2 separate regions of the Mus musculus genome follow, and region 2 is linked to region 1. The links are chromatin loops, found by intact Hi-C in ENCODE. Cell type or tissue: left cerebral cortex. All regions are shown on one strand.

Region 1 (8,000 bases):
AAATTTGCGCACGACCTGCCCAGTTGCTACATCCCACAGCACCACCGTCTTGTCCCCGCCACCAGAACAGAGATGGCTGTTATCAAAGGAGCTGGAGGACAGGGAAAAGAAGGTCAATATCCACTCACGACCCTAGCTAGCCTCTGCGCTCCTTATTCCAGCCTAGCCCGGAGCTCACCCAGCCGCATCTAGCACTTCGTAGCCGTGGCCACTGTAGGTCCGCAGCAGCGTCCCACGCAGCGGGTTCCACAGCTTTAGGGTTTTATCGCTGCCGCACGTCAGGCAGTAGTTGCCGTCCACTGGGGAACAAAGGGCAGGGGTTACGGGACCGCCGGTCTCGGGTGGAGGGACGCCCGGGAGGAAGGCGAAGGCGCTTACCATTAAATCGCACGGCTCGCACCGCGCCCTGGCTGCAGTCCAGCGTCTTCATCCGTTTCTGCGGCAGCTCCGGTGCCCGCGGCTTTGGCTCGGGAAAAGCCATACTTTTAAATGCATCAGTCCGCTGCCTGCTTTACTGCTGATGTATTGAGACCACCGTCCTCCCAAGCTTTCAAAGAGACTTGCTCGAGTGTAACATTATTATTGTCCCCCAGGATTTATTTCCTGCTTTGCACTTCCGTGCAAAATTTCAGCGCGTTAATGACAGTTTTGGGGATACTGAAAAGTCCTTTCAGTTTTTTTTCCCTAGACTTCCTACTTTCCAGGAACTGTTTTGGCCTTTTCTCATTCTCCTTTTTCTGGCTGAGAGTCGTCCCTCTCACTGCTATTGGGAACAGAAGCGCTGGCTACTGGTGTTACTCTAAAAGCCATCCTTCATTCCCACGCCCGGAAGTTGCTCTTCTAGCTGTGAAAGAAGGACGGCGTGGTCTTCAGTTTGCTATGTCCACTAACAATATGTCCGACCCACGAAGGCCCAACAAAGTGCTGAGGTGAGCAGTCCAGCAAGTCATGGCAAGGCGTCTTTGGTTGTGGCCGTGGGTCATGGCTAAGGTGGCCCAGGTGGGACTTGATCGCTCCTGATCCTTGAACATGTCGCAGGTATAAGCCTCCCCCGAGTGAGTGCAACCCGGCTTTAGACGACCCGACTCCGGACTACATGAATCTTCTTGGCATGATCTTCAGCATGTGTGGCCTCATGCTTAAGGTGGGTGGGGATGAACCTCCCTGAGTGTCTGTTGGTCCGCCTGAAACTGAGGTCTGGGGTGGGTTCAGAAAGAGGCGGGTCCTCTGGCTGTGCTAGAGGTGGGGAAGGGGGTGAGGTCAGCTAGGGGTGGAGCTAGGGTGACGCCCCAAACGTAGGGGAAGTTGGGCTTGCACTTGACTTGTACACTGCCTAGCGGGGTCTGAGGGTGGAGCCTAACTTAGGCAAGTTACAGACGACTTGTGGAAAAGAGGCCGGGAGGGTCCTTAGCATGTGGGAATGTTAGAGCAGTCTGAGAGGATGCGGTAGGGTGAGAGGTGCAGGACACACATTGGCATCAGAAGCCTGCTGCTTCGAGTAGGCTCTGAGGGTTGGTGTTGAGGTGCTTCCCCGGGAACAAGGTCCGAGCTGCAGGTAGAACCTGATATCTGAGGACCTTGGTGGTGGGAGCTCCTTGGTATACTTGTCACTGACCCGGTCTTCTCACCCACCTTTCTTCAGCTGAAGTGGTGTGCTTGGGTTGCTGTCTACTGCTCCTTTATCAGCTTTGCCAACTCGCGGAGCTCGGAGGACACTAAGCAGATGATGAGTAGCTTCATGTGAGGATGCTGAATAAGGGGATGGGGTCCCATGCGTGCTCCCCAGCACTGACAGCTCTTTTCCATCTCAGGCTCTCTATCTCCGCCGTGGTGATGTCCTATCTGCAGAATCCTCAGCCCATGACGCCTCCCTGGTGATGCCACCTAGGAGGGTTGGATCCTGGACTCAGGCCCACCTTCTCTCTGGCCTAGCCTTTGGCTGCCTCCGCCCTCCCTCAGCTGCTGTCCTAAACTTTCCTGAGTGTGGTCTCTGGGCTCCCAGCTGAATGGAAGGAAGTTGGCTCTTTCTTTGGGGCCCTGCTTCTGCTTTGACAAAGAGATAAACCTGCAGACTTCCCTTTTACCTTCTCCCCCCCCCCCAAACCCGGCCACTGTTATGAGAAACACTGTTCATGTTTCTACGTAGTCACTTGTTTTCTTATTGAAACCAGTTGATATAAAACTTTCCGCTCTGGTTGGCTTGCACTGTTGCTTCTCTTTTGTTCATGGGGTGCTCTGCCCAGTGAAGACTGCCCTGTGCTGGGGCCCCTGTCTGACTTTTTGAAAAAATGAGTTAATGTTAATATTTCACAAGCCTCGGGTCTAGGGTTAGGCATCAGGGTGATTGTTGGCCCTGATAACCTAACCAATCTAGGTTTTGGTTTTCTTGGTGTGTGTGTGTGTGTGTGTGTGTGTGTGTGTGTGTGTGTGTGTGTATGTATTTGCTTATTTATTCTGAAGTGCTATGTATGAAATTCAGGGCTTTATATAGGTTACACAAGTATTCTACAGAGGTATATTTCTGGGTTTTATTTGTGTATCCTTACATGGCCATGGCAGGCCTGGTATTCATATAGTCCTGTCTCAGCCTTCAACATGCTGACATTACAGCTACATATTAATGTACTAAACCCTGGCCCTGAGTTTTCTTATTAGAGCAACAGAGCAATCACTAGACCAGCGGGAGTTGGGAAGGGTTCTCTCTTCCCTACAAGCTCACAGGCAGCTCAGTCCAGCCTGGGATGGGTGCCTCATCTCTGGCATTCCAGTGGCAGTTTGTTTGAAGTCCCAGTCCTACAAGGCAGATCAGAACTGTTTTCGACCCCAGCTTCTATCCACTCTAGGTCCCTCCAGGACACCAACCCTAAAGAGAGTTGGTACCCTAGAATCCCATCTACACTTTCACTCCTTAGGAAACATTGAAGTCCACTGGGAAAGCAGAATCCTTCGCTCACACTCATACAAAAGCATATCAAAAAAATCTTAGTGCTAAGGTCTCCTGCCAAAAGAGCTCTGGGTGGAATGGGGGTGGGGACAGATCCAGTACTTCCCTGTGCTCAGTCTACTGCCACAGGTCCTTGATGACCCAGGCCCTGCCCCCTTCCTCACCGATTGGCGGTTCGGGTTCTGGGGGCGGAGCATTCTCAGGGATTTAGCTAGGGTAGAGAAAGCCACGGAAGCGGCGTCGCCGGAACCATGGGCACCGGACCGCTCACCTCTGGTGTCCGTGCTGGTGGCGGGAACACCGGGTGGCTCTGGATGAGCTCCTGCAACCTAGGTTCGCCAGTCCTGCCTATTTCCTTTCTTTTTTGGCTGTTGCTGGCCGCGCCTGGCGCTCGGGCCGCGGGTTACAAGGTGGGTGAGCTGGGGCCCGCGGGCGGAAATGTATTTGGGCAGAGTTGAACTAGAGGTATGGGTGACACTGATCCATAGGAAACTGCTGTTGATCTGACGGTGTGGGCTAAGAGCATGCATTGGGTTTCTGAAAAGGTCTGGCGTGAGCCTGAAAACAAGGCTGCACGTGATTTTTTTCGCCTCCCTGTGACTCCAAGTGGCCTGTTTGGACTTTGCATGCACTTTACTGTGGTTGTCGGGTGAAGAATGAGCAGCCACATGAACGCAGGACTCTAAGTTTTGCACAGGTTGTGCTTGCATGGTTCCTCTTGTTGGTGACTGCATCCCCCAAAATCCATTTGGCATGGCTCGGCTGGAAAACCTATCTTGCAAATCTGACGACATCACCTGGCGCCCCTTCTTTTCTTTGCAGAGGTTGACTAGGAGATGTGAGCTGGGCTGCCCATTCCTAGCTTCCCTTTCCCCCAGGATTCTCAGCTTCCTGGCTCCTTCCTGTGCAAGTCACTTCTCAGCACTGTGGCACAGTGTCCTAGCCTGACAATTAGGGCTAATATTGCCCCGTATCTCAGCTGTCTGCAAATGCTTAGCTAACCCCGACAAAAGTTATCCTAAAGTATGTGATCTCTGCTCTATGGGGTTTGTGCAAAGTGGGAGTTGCATCTATAGAGTATATGGGCACTATACTCTGTGTGTCCTTCCTGGGACAGATTATAGCTTTTTGACCTCTCTGCATCACTCCAAAGTTAAGGCCTGTGCTTGTACCATCTCCCTGCCTGCGTGTGAAAGTGGAAGTCAAACCTATGGTCTTGAACATGCCAGGCAAGGGTTCTACCGCAGAGCCCCCAACCTGCCTGCCTCTAGAACTATCGGCTACTGACAGGGAATGTGTATGTTGGGGGGGTCTTTGTGCAGACATGTCCCCCAACGAAGCCAGGCATGCTCAATGTGCACCTGCTGCCTCATACACACGATGATGTAGGCTGGCTGAAGACAGTGGACCAATACTATTACGGCAGTGAGTAGAGAGGGGTGAGGGCCTCTGCAATTTTTTTCACAGATTTGGACATTGGGGTGGGAACAGTGAGTTTTCTGGCCTCTGTAGCAATGCATATCTTCTAGTGGACCTTGACTTCCTGAACTTCATGCCCACAGTCCTGAGTGATGTTCAGCACGCATCTGTTCAGTACATCCTAGACTCAGTAGTCTCCTCTCTACTGGAGAAACCCACCCGTCGCTTCATCTATGTGGAAATGGCTTTCTTCTCCCGTTGGTGGAAGCAGCAGACCAGTGCAACCCAGGACGCTGTACGGAACCTGGTGCGCCAGGGTGAGCCTAACCCAAGAAGTGAAAAGAGGAAGCCCAGCCCAGCTTGTACTTCTGCAAACCCGACCTCTCAGATTACTTATTTATCTATTTACTTATGTGTGTGGGGGGGGTGGGGGAGGGGAGTGGGGAGCAGTGTCTTATTATATAGCCAGGCCCTTCCTGGCCTGGAATTTGTTATTAGATTAGATTGGTCTTGAACTTGAGGAAATCCTCCTTCCTCCCTGTTTTCCTAGAGCTAAAACAAAAGGCTTGGACAACCAGGCATCTCTGAGATTTTTATTATATCATCGTGTACACACACTGTACCCATAGTTCTACCCGCTTAGAATCTGTCTTCATATAGAGAACCCTGTCTCACAAGGTCCCATCTCCAGTGGCTCCACAGGGAGGTCAGCCATGCAGATCTGAGCACACTGGTTTGGAAACTCGCCTCTTCTTCAGGCTTCGGTATATAGCATACTAGGGTCTGTTTTCCTAGCCTTGCCCACGGTGGCCCCCGCTTCTAACAGCTACCCTTTTCCCTCTGCCTTATTTGAACAGGGCGCCTGGAGTTTGTCAATGGTGGCTGGGTGATGAACGACGAAGCAGCCACCCACTATGGCGCGATTGTGGACCAGATGACACTTGGGCTACGCTTCCTGCAAGACACATTTGGTAGTGATGGACTTCCCCGTGTGGCCTGGCATATTGACCCTTTCGGCCACTCTCGAGAACAGGCCTCCCTGTTTGCCCAGGTGCCAACCACCCTATTCTCTTTTGGACCTGCCCTTAACCTACTCTGACTCTGCCTTTAGCTACTCAAACCCTGCCCTTCTTTAGTAGTCCCTGGGACTAGACTGTGGCTTGCTGAGACACAACCTTGTGGGTGAAATTGACTCTTGTGAGTTGAGTTCAAGCCCTGATTGGTCTATATCCTAGGGCACCGCAGGTTTAAACTGCTGTGTTGGTCCTTTGCCTTGACCAGGCCTTATCTGAATTTGGACTCCACTAGCCTGCTAGTGCTGAGGCAACTCTCTAATCCCAGTGACCGTTGGCGACAACTTCCTTTAAAAACAGCTTCATGTTTGTGTTGACCTCACCCACCTCAGACTGGGGACATAACTAGGGAGGTGGACGTGGGTTGGGGTTTGACAGCTGCTTCTTTGTCCCTGTCTTTCTCAACCTTGGAAATAAACATTCAGGCTCCGTGGGACCCATGCCTGTAATGCCAGCAGGCTGGTGCAGGAGGCCTGTGAGGTAGAGATCAGTATGGTCTATACAATGAGACCCAGTATCAAAAAAAAAAAAAAAAATCTAGGGCTGGAGCTCAGCAGTAAGAGCACTGACTGCTCTCCTCGAGGTCCTAAGTTCAATTCCCAGCAACCACATGGTGGCTCACAACCATCTGTAATGGGATCCAATGCCCTCTTGTGTGTCTAAAGATAGTTACAGTGTACTTACATACATAAAATAAACAATTTTTTTTTTACAAAAAGAAAAATATCTAGCTTTAAAAAAAATTATTATTTGGGGCTGGCGAGATGGCTCAGCGGGTAAGAGCTCTGACTCCTCTTCCAGAGGTCCTGAGTTCAAATCCCAGAAACCACATGGTGGCTCACAACTACATATAATGAGATCTGGCGCCCTCTTCTGGTGTATCTGAAGACAGATACAGTGTACTTATATATAATAATAGATAAATATTTTTAAAAAATTATGATTTAACATATATGGGTATTTTACCTGCATGTATATCTGTGAGCCACATATGTGCAGTGTCCACACAGGACTGTAGGATCCCCTGGCACTGAGGTAATGGGTGGTTGCAAGTCACCATAGTGATACTGGGTATTGAACTCTGGTCCTCTGAAAGAGCAGATAACGATCTTAACCACAGAGCCATCTTTCTGGCCCTGAAAACCATAGTTTTAGTTGTGTATACCTTTTCTCTCTGTGCTCTTGCCCGACTGGGCAAGAAGGCCTTACATTCCTTCACTCAGCCTCTCTGTGCTATCAGATGGGTTTTGATGGCTTCTTCCTTGGGCGCATTGACTATCAAGATAAACTTAATCGGAAGAAAAAGCTGAGGATGGAGGAGCTGTGGAGAGCTAGTGACAGCTTGGAGCCCCCCGCTGCTGACCTCTTTACTGGTAAGAGGGTGGGAGAGTAAACCATACACAACCTCGAGCCCAGAAGAGTCCTGGTGTCGTGTTGTGATGTGCTGAGGTTATCTTAGGATTTTTAATGATTTTTTGAGCAGGGCTCTGTGCGTTCCTTTTGTATCTGCCCTTTTGAATTTGGACGTCTATCCTGGGTGGGATGTGACAGGCTCTGACCCCAGGACAGGTCTGGGGTGCTGAGTCTGGTTTTGTCTATAGGTGTGCTCCCCAATAATTACAACCCCCCGAAATACCTGTGCTGGGATGTGCTATGTACAGACCCTCCCGTGGTGGATAATCCCCGGAGCCCTGAGTTCAATGCAAAAACGTTGGTCAACTACTTCCTGAAGCTCGCTTCTTCCCAGGTAATGTAGCTATCCAGATGACAGTCCAGAATCTGTAGGCACAGGCACTAGCCTTCCCCAAAGCCCAGGGGGATGCCTCCAAGGGACATGAGGGGCTGGAGAGACTGCTCAGCATTTAAGGGTACTTCCTGCTCAAGTGTGAGGGTCAGAGTTCAGAGTCCAGCACCCACATAATACACCAGTCATTCTAACCACATGCTCCGGAATGAGAGTTATCTAGAGCTCTGGCTCCAAGAGACAAAAAGACAGGAGGATCATTGGGCACTGGATTTCAGCCTATGGAAGAAAATGCAAGTCCCAGATTCAAGGAGAGATTCTGCCCGAAGGGTGGGGAGAAGGCAGCTAGATCTCTGTGAGCTTGAAGCCAGCTGAGGACAACATAGTGAGACCCTGTCTCAAATCAAAACCAATAAACAAATCAAGGAAGTGGGCCAGTGAGATGGCTCAGTGGATAAAGGTGCTTGTGACCAAGGTTGGCAACCTGAGTTTAGTTTCCAGAACCCACATGGTGGAGCAAAGGCACTGACTTCTGAAAGTTCTTCTCCAACCTCCACGCTGGTCCTATAGCTATAACTGGTGCATACTATATCATATGTACCATCCCCTCATAAATACACATTTAAAGGGAAGAGGAGGAGGAGGAAGAAGAGGAAAATGATGAGAGAGGGTGGCTCAGTGCCTTGTAGCCTTATCTGAGTAAAGGACCCTTGGCAACTATTGGCTGTTATGTTGTTTTCAGACAAAGCTTTAAGTAATCCAAGCTGGCTTTGAACTTGCTATGTAGGTGAGGCTGGCTTTGAACTTCTGCTCCTCCTGC
Region 2 (8,000 bases), 190 kb after region 1:
TTCTTTTGTGATTGGGTTACCTCACTCAGGATGATACCCTCCAGATCCATCCATTTGTCTAAGAATTTCATAAATTCATTGTTTTTAATAGCTGAGTAGTACTCCATTGTATAAATGTACCACATTTTCTGTATCCATTCCTCTATTGAGGGGCATCTGGGTTCTTTCCAGCTTCTGGCTATTATAAATAAGGCTGCTATGAACATAGTGGAGCATGTGTCCTTATTACCAGATGGAACATCTTCTGGGTATATGCCCAGGAGTGGTATTGCTGGATCCTCCGGTAGTACTATGTCCAATTTTCTGAGGAACCGCCAGACTGATTTCCAACACAACAGGGAAATTTCTTAACCCTTTACCCCCTTTTATTAGTTATTTCCATTTTCTTTTCTTTTTAATTTTTTATTAGATATTTTCTTCATTTACATCTCAAATGCTATCCCAAAAGTCCCCTATACCCCCCCCTTGCTCCCCTACCCACCCACTCCCACTTCTTGGCCCTGGTGTTCCCCTGTACAAGCTTGCAATCCCACCAGCAATGGAGGAGTGTTCCTCTTTCTCCACATCCTCGCCAGCATCTGCTGTCATCTGAATTTTTGATCCTAGCCATTCTGACTGGTGTGAAGCAGAATCTCAGGGTTGTTTTGATTTGCATTTCCCTGATGATTAAGGATGTTGAACAGTTTTTCAAGTACTTCTCAGCCCTTCGGTATTCTTCAGTTGAGAATTCTTTGTTTAACTCTGTGCCCAATTTTTTAAAGGGGTTATTTGATTTTCTGGAGCCCAGCTTCTTGAGTTCTTTGTATATACTGGATATTAGTCCCCTATTGGAATTAGGATTGGTAAAAATCCTTTCCCAATCTGTTGGTGGCCTTTTTGTCTTATTGACAGTGTCTTTTGCCTTACAGAAGCTTTGTAACTTTATGAGGTCCCATTTGTCGATTTTCGATCTTATAGCACAAGCCATTGCTGTTCTGTTCAGGAATTTTTCCTCTGTGCCCATATCTTCGAGGCTTTTCCCCACTTTCTCCTCTATAAGTGTCAGTGTCTCTGGTTTTATGTGGAGTTCCTTGATCCACTTAGACTTGAGCTTAGTACAGAAGATAAGAATGGATCAATTCTCATTCTTCTACATGATAACCTCCAGTTGTGCCAGCACCATTTGTTGAAAATGCTGTCTTTTTTTCATTGGATGGTTTTAGCTCCTATGTCAAAGATAAGTGACCATAGGTGTGTGGGTTCATTTCTGGGTCAATTCTATTCCATTGATCTACCTGTCTGTCGCTGTACCAGTACCATACAGTTTTTTAATCACAATTGCTCTGTAGTACAGCTTGAGGTCAGGCATGGTGATTCCACCAGAGGTTCTTTTATTGTTGAGAATAGTTTTTGCTATCCTAGGTTTTTTGTTATTCCAGATGAATTTGCAGATTGCCCTTTCTAACTCTGTGAAGAATTGAGTTGGAAGTTTGCTGGGGATTGCATTGAATCTGTAGATTGCTTTTGGCAGGATAACCGTTTTGACTATATTAATCCTGCCAATCCATGAGCATGGGAGATCTTTCCATTTTCTGAGATCTTCTTTGATTTCTATCTTCAGAGACTTGAAGTTCTTATCATACAGATCTTTCACTTCCTTAGAGTCACACCAAAGTATTTTATATTATTTGTGACTATTGTGAAGGCTGTTGTTTCCCTAATTTCTTTCTCAGCCTGTTTATCCTTTGTGTAGAGAAAGGCCACTGATTTGTTTGAGTTACTTTTATATCCAGCTACTGCACTGAAGCTGTTTATCAGGTTTAGGAGTTCTCTGGTAGAATTTTTAAGGTCACTTATATATACTATCATATCATCTGCAAATAGTGATATTTTGACTTCTTCCTTTCCAATTTGTTGACCCTGACCTCCTCTTGTTGTCTAATTGCTTTGGCTAGGACTTCAAGTACTATATTGCATAGGAATATGGCTACTTTTATTGTTATAATGACAAATACTTAGTCATAAAGTGCTAGAAAACAGAACAGAAGCTATCCTGACAAAAACCTGGTATGTAAGCAGGTAAGAGTATTCAGATAAAAATGCTTTTAAAACATTATTAGAAAATCAAGTTTACTGAGCTTTATTCCGTAACATAAACCTGAATGTTCAACTTCCATGAATATGAGACTGAGGTGTTTTCTTTAAAATTATGCCACCGAAGACTAGCCATGGTTCTGTTTTAGAAAGAAACAAACTCTTAAGAGTAGTTGCATGCAATTCATAACAATATTCAATAACAAGCTTTTTTGAGAAGTGATTATACAGTGCTAGACCTTGTCACTAGGTAAAGTTACACTGATTCAGACCCTAAGGAAACGTTTTAGCATCAATTCAAACTGATTCAGTCTCATACTTCCAAGTGCTGCTATGTGATTTCTCAGCCAGTGTATAGTTCACCAGCGTCAGCTAAAATCAGCAAAGGGTGAGTAATGATCACTCATTCTGTGTGTGTGCTTGAGCTTTTCTACAACTTAGAAGATACAGTAAAGGAAAAGGAGAAACGTAGTGACAAATTTCAAAGTAAACCTACCATTTGGGAATTCTCTTTGTATCGAAAAGCCAACTGGTAAGCTGCAAATACCAAAGGTGGCAGTGTGAAGCGAATCCGCTGATTTCCACCAGCCCCAAAATGTTTTCGTGCCGTATTCAAAATCTGACAAAGAAAAAAAATTTAAAATAATTTTCCATGCTAGGATTATTTGTTTACAAAATTACATGGGAACTCTATTCCATAACTTTATTCCAAGCTGCTACTGTTTTATGATAAACCAGGCTTTACTGAAGTACACACTTCCTATATTATAAAATACTAACTCATTTTATATAAGCAAATTGGAAGCTTACACGGGTTGTAATACTAGCCTTAGGTAACTAGTCAAGAATAGATATGTGCTCTTTCATTCACAAACTATACTTCATTGATAAGGACTGCAGGCTGAGGAAGCTGAACAGACTTACATGTAAAAGTAGATTCTAGTCCTGTCTAGTCTTTATTGCTGCAGTGTAGCAATCTGCTGAAACATTCCATCCTGGAGAGAAGCTCCTAAGATTCAGGAAGTAAATAAACTTACAAGTCCCAGACAGCTGAAACTTGTAAGACTAACAGGTTCCTCCTCAAGGAACAATAAAGCATGCTGGTGGAGGAGACGGACCAGCAAGGTGGCCTGGAGGAGCTTGTCCAACATGGAAGCTGACTGCAAGTCATGCAGAGCTTCAGGACTGCAGCTTTTATGAGTTGTCACCTGTACCAGAGTGTGATTTTCAGTTATGCCATTGTCTTTGAGACAGCCCTGTTCCTGTGAATAACCCCACCCTCTTACTGCCCATACTCCTGTAAGTAATCCCAATAAACTCACTTGTTGGCCAAATTGAACATTAAATGGTCTGAAATCTATTCCTAATAGCAGTGAAGAGATGTCTGAGTTGCATCTCCCAAGGATAAGTCTCATACTGCCTTCCTCTTAGCATAAATTTCACTTGAAAAATGAGGTAGCATATTCCTATAAAACTGTTGGGAAGATTAAATGACACAAAGTTTCAATTATGTCATCAATACCTTGCACAAAGTATGTGCTCAGAAAAGTAGGCAATTATGGAAAAACGGCTCTGGTGTGTGTGTAGGAGTAGGAGAATCACTCCTAAAAGTCAAGGCCCTAAACTGAGCTCAGAGCTCCAGGAAGCCAGCTATTTGGAAAAAGTAGCTGCCTCAAACACCTTGTGGTTGCAGAAAGAGATGACAGACCCCGCAGTCTCCAAAACCAGAAAACAAACAAACAAACAAAAAACCCAGGTTATCTAAGGAAAGCGGCTAAATTCCCCTTTCCACCTTTCCTATCCTTAGCTTCAAAAGGCTACATATAACCCCTCATTCTCTTGAACTCTGACCACTGAGTGACTGGGGCCTATGCCATGATTAGTTGGCCAGAATTAGAGAAACCATCTTTCTGGAATTAAATAAAGCCTGTTCTAGCTATTTGGGGTTGTCTAAACTCTAATCTTTTAGATCTTCCTATAACCTTAATTATTTATCCTTACAGGTAGATCAAACTTCCTAAGCACACTTAAATTAAGAAAACTACAATATAATTTAAAAAGCCGTATGAAACAAATGTATGGTTGGTTCAGAAAGAAAAGAAGAAAAGAAAAGGAAAACCAAAGGATTGGGCAGATGGTTCAGTCAGTAAAATGCTTCTAGCATAAGCTGAGTTTAGATTCCCAACATCTTCATAAAAGGCCAGGCGCAGCCATGCAACTGCAGTCCCAGCACTGGGAAGGCAGAAGCAGCTGACTCCAGGAGCTCACTGAGGAACCCTGTCTAGAAAAACACAATGGAAAGTACCTGACTTGATGCTGACCTTTAACCTTCAGGTGCACCTACATAAACACGCAAATATAAACACTAAAGAATTCACGTAAAATACAGTATGTGATATATTTGGGTCTTGTGGATTTCTTTGATATGGTGACATACAAACATAACCAATCAGCCATAAATACTATCGATGTGACACAGAAAATGAGAGCAATCCCCTCCACACACACAGAAGGAAGAGCGAAGAAGGGGGAGCAACTTAAAATATTTCAGTATTCACATACTGTCTTGATCACATAGTGCATAAAAGACTCTCCCTAAGACAAATTAAAGAAATCAGCCTTTTAAATCATCCACTATCAGATGCCAACTTACCTACTTAGGTCACATTTAAATCTTCATTTCATAAAGATTAACTGAGGACTATGATAAAAGAGAAAGCTTTGTCTTGTCTGATCACTAAACTTTAAAGTCCTTCATACATTTTCATCTGACAAATATCTTCCTATCAGATTTTATGTCTCATTAAGTTTATTATGATAAACAACTAAACATTCTAAATGCACTACACTGTTGAAAAAGACACAGAACACAGAACAATTACGTAATATCCAACTAAAGGAAAGCAAGCTTTTCTGCAATTCTCAGGTTTTCAAGAGAAGCTGGAATACCTGACTTGTTCTTCATGAGTGCCAACAATTTAACTATTCATTTATACAAAAATAAAATCCCAGCTGTGCACGGTGGTACACAACTGAATTTGTAGCACTCAGGAAGCTAGGGCAGCAGGATCATAATTTTAAGGCCAACATGGCTACAGTGAGAACTTGCCTCAAAAAAACTAAATAGGTAAATAAATTTTTTTAAGGTCATGAACTTTAATTCAGTAACAAGTTTTTTAACACCTTAAACCAATGCAAAAGCTGCATTAAACCATTTTAAACACTTTTCTGCTCATTAAGCGTGAGGAAAGGTTACAGTAAGAGATAACTCATACCAAATACTGCTGGTCAGGATCATCAGAACGTAGCAGATGAATAAATCGGCCAACAAGGCTCTGTTCATCAGCGAAGTCTTCTGGATCAGGGTCTTCTACAGGTTGGTCTGGCTGATCCTGAATCAATGTGGACACCAAATTCATTATGGAATCTACCTGCAACACAGAAAGTAGAAAATATTAGCCTGACACTATCAACAAAAAAGGCAACAGTTTCTAAGTGGATACATAATGAAACAATATCAGCAAAATAATTCAGTGTTTTTGTAAAAAAGTTAGAATAAACAGTTTCACCCAGCTGTGAACTTTTTAAGCTACAGTAACAACCAGTTTGACAAAATTCGCCCATTGGTACAATAGTGGAATGAATATTTTAGGAATAACCAGGGCTTTCTACTTGGACTTAAGGTTTGTTCCACAGGGTAGAATTCATGCCTGGTACTGGTACTGCAAACCTGGCAAAGAACCCAAGGATTACGAAGAAAAAGGGCTAAGGCAGAGTCTACTACTATTATTTTGCTAAGTGGACATAGTAACAAACTATCTTCTAAATATCCTTCCAGCCACAGATTATTATAGCTTTCTCCCTTATCAATGATGCTTCTTTTTGCAGTGGATAACAGTTAATAGAACTCAAAGGGTAGAAAGTAAATGACTATGGAGTGTTAAGCCCTAAATAGCATGTCTTTAGCATACCCTCCCCAACATGGCTCAGGGAACACTGAAGAGGGGACAGAAATATTATAGCCAGAGGTCAAGGACTACTGCAAAATAGCACCTTTCCACAGTAGCTTTGATTGCCTGCCCAAGATCAAGCTAGTCAACACTCATCCTGGATAGAAAGGAAGTTCCCAAGGAGCCAACCCTAGCTGAAGAGCTATTGGCAAATACTGGCTACTGAAGGCGGGAGAGTCACTTCTATGGGGTACAGTCACTGGTAGGTTGCTTATATTCCCAGCAGGTGACCCTCTTCTACTCATTCACATACAGGAAGTAATAATTGAGCTGAATTTAAAAAAAAAAAAAAAAAAAGGAGGACATAAAATTGGGAGAAGTAGGGAGGTTGTTCCAAAGGCATTGAAAAGTTGATAGGTCAATGTATTCATTTATGGACAAAAATCTGAAAAGAGGTATGCCAAATGTTAATCAACTGTGGTGAAATCAGAGGTATTTAATAATTCTTTGTACATCTCCAATTTTTTAACTTCTATATAACAAATAAGCTATTCATATTTTTATTATTATGTTACCTCCTTCATTTATAACCAGTGTCTACAGCTCAATATCTAAAATCTTAGTCAACCATATTTTTCTAATTCCCTAGAAGAGCATATCTGTGTTCTCTTACCTGGTCCTGAGAGACGATTTCTGTGTTATAATCCAGAACATTACTAAGCACATAACAGCTCATGCTCTTTCTGGACTCGTAGTCAAAGTACTCAAAAAGTGGGTGGAAATGCTTTAACTTTAATACTGTTAAGATATTGTTGTAAGTATCAACAGGTATCTTCAAAAGTCTGGTAAGCTCCTTTGAAACTGCACTACTGGTAGCAATACTACAAAGAGAAAAACAGCAACCCTTTCATGAATAAAATTAATCTTTATAACAGAGCACTTGATTCACATTTTAAAAAAAAAAATCTTTATTTACCATCTATGGCAGGCAGAGGAGTTGGCCCCAGAGTCATGAGAATCAGAGAACTGGCCATGTCCCTTATTAGCTGTAACACTCAGGAGAGCAGGCTCTGCACCTCACCTGGGCAGCAGGGTAGAGCTGACCCTGTTTCCAGGGGTTGCTGGTGAGCCAGCCCCAAGGTGGAGAGAGCAGGAGAGCCCTCAGGAAGACCAGCTCAGATACCTCTCAGGCCCAGATCCAGGGCTCTGAATTGGCCCACTCCAACATCTATCGCATTGATGGAACTACTGGAGGGCACGAAGGGGCCCAATCCCATAGATCCAAAATTACAAGATCTCCATGACACAGGGCAACAACAGGATATCTGAGAGGAGTCCCACTGAGGCAGCAGAAGTCAGAGGCATTGTATCAGACCAATGAGTCTTTGCAATGAACATTTGTAAAGAAATGGGAACAAAAGGATGCATGAGCTCTGTATACACTGTTATACACTATAGCTTCCATGAGGATTTTTTCCTCCATTGGGGAGAGGATGCAAGGGTAGAAGAGACGGAAGGAGGAGATGAGAAGGATTGGGGTACATGGTGTGAAATTCACAAAGAACCAATAAGATGTTTTTAAAAATTCATTTACACATTTAAAGAAATAGGTCAAGCAAACTGAGAAAATCATATAATTAATCTCTTCTATTTCAAAATGATCTCCTCTCCAGACAAATATAGCCAGGCCTGGCTCACTCTTGGAGGGATAAAGGGTAACACAGACATCGTTTAGTTTTCTCTCTTATGTTAAAGGTCTGTACTGTTTTTCAGTTCACAAGAAATAACTATAGGGGACTAATATCCAATATATACAAAGAACTCAAGAAGCTGGGCTCCAGAAAATCAAATAACCTCATTAAAAAATGGGGCACAGAGCTAAACAAAGAATTCTCAACTGAGGAATACTGAAGGGCTGAGAAGTACTTGAAAAACTGTTCAACATCCTTAATCATCAGGGAAATGCAAATCAAAACA

Evidence for each region. Hi-C counts contacts between places; a loop is a spot of excess contacts. Peaks named below come from ENCODE experiments on the same cell type or tissue, not always from the same donor. Only the 100,000 strongest peaks of a DNase experiment are listed, where the experiment ranks them.
Region 2: a loop joins it to region 1, with 2.8 times the contacts of the local background. A loop is called at or near these places in 5 of 42 quality-filtered maps.

Annotation. Positions count from the first base shown.
Region 1 is chr8:85,080,135-85,088,134 of GRCm38, forward strand. Wdr83 (WD repeat domain containing 83) reads right to left here and starts at 612. Exons shown (of 9, transcript NM_026399.2): 1 at 379-612; 2 at 179-299; 3 at 1-91. The coding sequence starts at 481. Wdr83os (WD repeat domain 83 opposite strand) reads left to right here and starts at 829. Exons shown (of 4, transcript NM_001001493.2): 1 at 829-929; 2 at 1,039-1,144; 3 at 1,643-1,740; 4 at 1,812-2,205. The coding sequence starts at 880. The coding sequence ends at 1,878. Man2b1 (mannosidase 2, alpha B1) reads left to right here and starts at 3,135. Exons shown (of 24, transcript NM_010764.2): 1 at 3,135-3,354; 2 at 4,267-4,369; 3 at 4,507-4,680; 4 at 5,221-5,414; 5 at 6,677-6,809; 6 at 7,038-7,183. The coding sequence starts at 3,196. In left cerebral cortex, CTCF peaks have their summits at 641, 3,536 and 6,321 (motif pointing left); DNase peaks (open chromatin) are centred at 577, 794, 3,115 and 3,498; H3K4me3 peaks cover 3,017 bases; H3K27ac peaks cover 1,964 bases.
Region 2 is chr8:85,268,124-85,276,123 of GRCm38, forward strand. Vps35 (VPS35 retromer complex component) reads right to left here. Exons shown (of 17, transcript NM_022997.5): 11 at 6,697-6,904; 12 at 5,349-5,504; 13 at 2,570-2,692. Among named protein-coding and RNA genes, the nearest start is that of Vps35, 27 kb to the right of the region's middle. In left cerebral cortex, no CTCF peak of the experiment used is centred here; no DNase peak of the experiment used is centred here.